2 separate regions of the Homo sapiens genome follow, and region 2 is linked to region 1. Evidence: read pairs that join two places in POLR2A ChIA-PET (ENCODE). Cell type or tissue: MCF 10A. All regions are shown on one strand.

Region 1 (2,500 bases):
TAAGTTCAAGTCCTGCCCAAAGAACATAAAAAGACCTTCTCTCTTTAAGAAAAAAACAATCATGGATACATGCAAATATTTAGCTTCAAGAATGTTGACTTTGCTGCTGTATATAAAAGCAAAAGCAAATATGCAAACAAAAATGGGACACGACATAAATGTCCAACATTAGGGGATTGATTACATAGGTGCAGTTGTACAATAGAATACTACATGCCCGTTCTTGTGTTGTTTTAAAGAATGTTTAAAGGCATGGAATGATTGTCATGATATACTACTAAGTAAAAGAGAAAAGTAAGTACCATTATAAAAAATCATCTATCGATAAAACATAAATAAAAACAGATGAGAGAAGGATACACACTGTTGGTTAGGATCTAATTTTTTATCATGTCATAGGGTGATATGGTTTGGTTCTGTGTCCCCACCCAAATCTCACCTTGAATTGTAGTAATCCCAACGTTGTCAAGCACAGGACCAGGTAGAGATAACTGAATCATGGGGGCAGTTTCCCCTATGCTGTTCACATGATAGTAAGTGAGTTCTCACGAGATCTGATAGTTTTATAAGGGACTTCCCTCACTTCACTCTGCACTTCTCTCTCCTGCTGCCATGTGAAGAAGGACATGTTTGCTTCCCCTTCTCCCATGATTGTAAGTTTCCTGAGGCTTCCCCAGCCATGGGTAACTGTGAGTCAATTAAATCACTTTCCTTTATAAATTACCCAGTCTCAGGCAGTTCTTTATAGCCGTGTGAGAACAGACTAATATATAAGGAGTTTATTATAAGGCCACGCAGAAGAAAGGAAAAACAGGGAAGTTCTTGGAACCAACATGGAGATCTCACAGAGAACACAACATCCTACACACAATTCAAAATTGCAATATTGTTACAGTCACATAATGCAACTTCTCTCAGCTTCTGCTTTCCTCTCAGCTTTTTTTTTTAATTTCCCAGTATGTGTCTCAAATTCCACATATGAGTAAGAGGGTCTGATTCACTCACTTAGTCATCACCTCATACAGAGCCCCTGCACTGGACAAACCTCTCAGGCCAGGCTACTTCATGGCCAGTGGGCTACTCAGCCCATACACTGGTGCTTTTGGCCTTGATCCAATCAGTTGTGTGCAGGGTGGCATGATTGCATGACAGAACATGGAATTGTAGAGGTCAGGAAGTGCTGAGGCTGCTTCTCTGAAATGGGGCTGAAAGCAGGGCAGGCACTCCAAGACTCATACACATTCTTTTCCAGTACATTCATCAAAATAATATTTGTGGTTATGACAGAAGGATGGGGGAAAAATAAATTCATTACAGTTGGATTTGGCTCCATGAGATGGAAAACCCCAAATTACAATGGTTTCAACACAGGAGGGTTTATTCTCTCAAGTAGAAGAAGTCTGGGATGGCAAGTCACAAAGTCATTAGAAATTCAAGTGCATTCTAACTTCCTGCTCTTCATCATAGCACATAGTATGGAAGTCATTATTTATGTTCACTAATACTCTTTTTCTTCCCTCGTTTTGGGAACATGATAGGACTTCACTTCCTTCCCCTTTGAATGTTGGTGTGTCATGTGACTTGCTTTGGAAAAGTGAACTATAAAGGGAAGTAACATGAATCACTTCTAAGCAGAAGCTTTAAGAGTCAGTGCACAATCCATTATACATCCTTCCACCTACTATTGTGATTTTGAAAGCACATGTTGAGAGAAAGCTGCCATCAGCCTGGGTGATGGAGTGACTCTAGTTAGCACAGGTTCTTTGTTGAAGTCTATTGGATATTTAGGTGAGGTAGAAATAGAATATCATTGAGGTTAGGGGACTGTTTGTTATTATAGCATAACCTGGTCCATTCTGACTAAATACATATAGGCATCATCAAAATCACTTCCTGGTCCACTATGGCTGCTAGAGATTTAGCCATCACCTTCATGTCCCATCAAGAAGGAAAACTAGAGAAGGGCAAAAGGGCCAAACTTCCTAGTGAAGTCATCTCCCTTACGGAGTCTTCCTGGAAGTCCCACACAATGTTTTAACTTAAATTGCTCAGAATTTAGTTACACAGCCAATGTATTGATAACTGGCTGCAAAGGGTTCTGGGTAATGTAGTCTTTTAGCAGCACATTGTTGCACTGAATGTAATTAAGGCTGAGTTTCTAAGAAGGAGAAAAAAGATATTAGATAATCAACCAACACCATCTGCCGTAAAATATGACCCTCACTTTCTTCTTTTATTTATATTTTCTTAATTTCTTAAATAAAAACTTTTATAATTTCATATAAGAAAAAAGTTATTGGGACCTTCTTATTTATTCATCGGGACAGCTCAAAGTCTCTCTTAATCACCCCCATAGAAGCCCAGTCTTTCCCCTCTAAGTTCTCCCTAAATCTCATATGCCCCACCCTTCATTTTCTGATCACATTTGCCATCATGTCATAGTTTCATACCTACCCTACAACAGATCCCCTGAGGGCAGGGCTCAGCTCTTATTTCCTTC
Region 2 (2,500 bases), 260 kb before region 1:
CTGAATCATATTTCTATGGACATCATCATTCATTAGGGCTTCTAATATGTGCTCTACTTTATAGTAGGTAGGCATTATCTCTTGTGGGCAAAGATTTTTACATCCAATTATACCAAAGAAAATAGTCAAATATAAAATTACAATATAAGGATAACCTTTTCTGTTGATGGACATATCTAAAGTCACTAAGCATTGTAGGCTTCTGGAAGAAAAGGTCATCATTGCTCTGCACATATCAGGTGAATCTCTGATCTGATATGTTCATGGATTCATTGAATTCAGTTATTCATTCAAATTCTTATTTAAAATGCCAGTTAGGCTAGGCACAGGAGAATCTTAAAGTTGCAAGGAGACTTAGAGTTTCTTTACTGTAACCATTTTCCAGATGCTAGAATCCTCTCAAAACTTTTCCAGCCCAGATGGCCAACAACTACTTAAACACTTCTAGTAAAGAAGACTTGCTAACTCCAATGGTAGCCAATCTTTGAATCACTGCTGATAACCTTTCTTATATAGAGATCTCTCTCCTTGAAGTTTCTTCTATAGAACCTATTTTGCCCTCCTTCGGTAATGGAGCATGTTTAATTTCCCTTCCCCAGGGCAGCCTCGTTAGATAAGGGAGGTGGGTATGACACAGTGGGGCAGAGCACGGACACAGAAGCTGGATGCCCCAGCTTCAAATCCCATTTCCCAAATATATCAGTTAGTTAACCTTCCTATGACCCAGTTTCTCATCTCTAAAATGGGGACAATATACCTTAAATAATTGTTGTGAGGATTAACAAATTTATCGCGTGCAATGAAATTAGAACAAGGTTGGGCATATAACGACCAGTAATTAATATTAATTGTTGTTGTTACTTTTATTACTATTCTTTGCAAAAAGGTATCTTCTCTTGTCAATGTCCAACTAAGCATCCTTGTGTCAGCCAAGCATGACATCACCCAGCACTGACTGTTCTCATCTCCTTGATCTTTTCCAGACACACCTCCAGTGTATTAGATCCTTGTTATCATGGTGTTCAGAACAGAGCCTAACACTAGGGGCTGTTTGTCCCTCACAGGATAGAAATGGATTATCATCCCTTTTGTTTTGAATTCAGTTTGGTAGTAAGAGGAGTAATAATAAAAATATATTAAGTGCCTATTCTATGTAGATATTATGCTAGACTCTTTAAATACATCATTTCCCATTCTTAAAACAGTTGAGTGAGACAGGTAAGGTGCTTGCACAGGAGATCACTAAGGGATAGAGAATCCAGGATTCAAACAGATCTGCAGGCATCAGAGGGGACCTGCTTGTCATCCTCCATGCTGTTGCACTATACCCAGTGAATGTCCAAGAAATGACAGGGCCCCTGATCTAGCAGTCAGGGCAAAGCTGTAAAAATGAGTCACAAGGCTTGCAGCACTGCGTGGGAAGAGTGGTCAGATTACAGCCTTATTTATTCACCATTGCAATAGCCGTTCTCTCTCTGATCTTTTGCCCTGTTTCTTGAGTTAGGCAAAGAAAATCCTCTTGGGCAGAATATAATAAAGCCCTGAAACCATTTGGAGGACCAAGCCTGTTGCATTGCAAACACCAAGATGAGATAGTTGGTATCAAAAGAATGTAGTACATTGGGTGCTACTTCCTCCTACCATCCAGTTATTAATGGGTCATGCAATAACGATTTTTCCCATTACCAGATAGTTTGTAACAGTAACAGTAACTGCTGATCAGCACTGAATGTCATCTGCAAGGACTGTTGGGTGGATGAGCAGCAGCTGACATGCATTGGGCACTTGGTTCATGCCAGGCTGCCTGCCAAATGCTACACACTCATTTTCTCCTATGTCATGATAGCCCAGCAAGTGAGCCATCAGGGTTATTGTCTTTCCTGAATGAGGAAGCTGCGATTAGGCCAGGCATGTGGCTTGTCTCATACATACATATATACGGGAGGCTAGGGTTTGAATTCCAAGCTGTTTGAACCCCTTTGTTGCCACAATTCTATCTAGGAGCTGTTTCTACATATGTCTCATTTTCCTCTGACTAATGTCCAGGAGTGCCTTTCCTTCATACATGCATACATACCACTGCCACCACCACAATGAGGCCAGCTGGAAGCTGGTGGGGCTCTGTGGGGACTATGGAGGATGGCGGGTGTTCCTGTGGGGAGCACACAGCCACCACCCTGTCAGCCACAGAAAATTCTTAAGGAAAGGCTCAGCTCTCCCAAAACGGAAGGAGGTAAATACTAGTAAACACAACTCCATATCCACAGGAGGTGTGTGTTTTTACAAAGCATGGTCATGCATGTTAAATTATTACATTCCCACAGCTAGGGCCTCAGCTAGATCTGACTTTGGAACCCCCATTTTTATTTTCTTCCCTTCCTTGGTATCTTACTTTTCAAACTTTTCATTTAAAATAGAAATTTATGGAAATAAAGCTTGAACATTGTAGGAAAAAAGGGGGAATATAGATAAGCAAAGAGAAAAAATGCAAAGCTGTCCA

The links. ChIA-PET counts read pairs that join two places held together with the same protein. Peaks named below come from ENCODE experiments on the same cell type or tissue, not always from the same donor. Only the 100,000 strongest peaks of a DNase experiment are listed, where the experiment ranks them.
Region 2: POLR2A ChIA-PET joins it to region 1 with 5 read pairs; 3 of 35 experiments call an interaction of 5 or more read pairs at or near these places.

Annotation. Positions count from the first base shown.
Region 1 is chr5:158,383,826-158,386,325 of GRCh38, reverse strand. All of the region lies in intron 1 of LINC02227 (long intergenic non-protein coding RNA 2227), which reads left to right. Among named protein-coding and RNA genes, the nearest start is that of LINC02227, 25 kb to the left of the region's middle. In MCF 10A, no CTCF peak of the experiment used is centred here; a DNase peak (open chromatin) is centred at 1,115.
Region 2 is chr5:158,639,687-158,642,186 of GRCh38, reverse strand. No RefSeq gene overlaps it. Among named protein-coding and RNA genes, the nearest start is that of LINC02227, 230 kb to the right of the region's middle. RefSeq lists an enhancer at 1,584-2,107. In MCF 10A, no CTCF peak of the experiment used is centred here; a DNase peak (open chromatin) is centred at 1,406.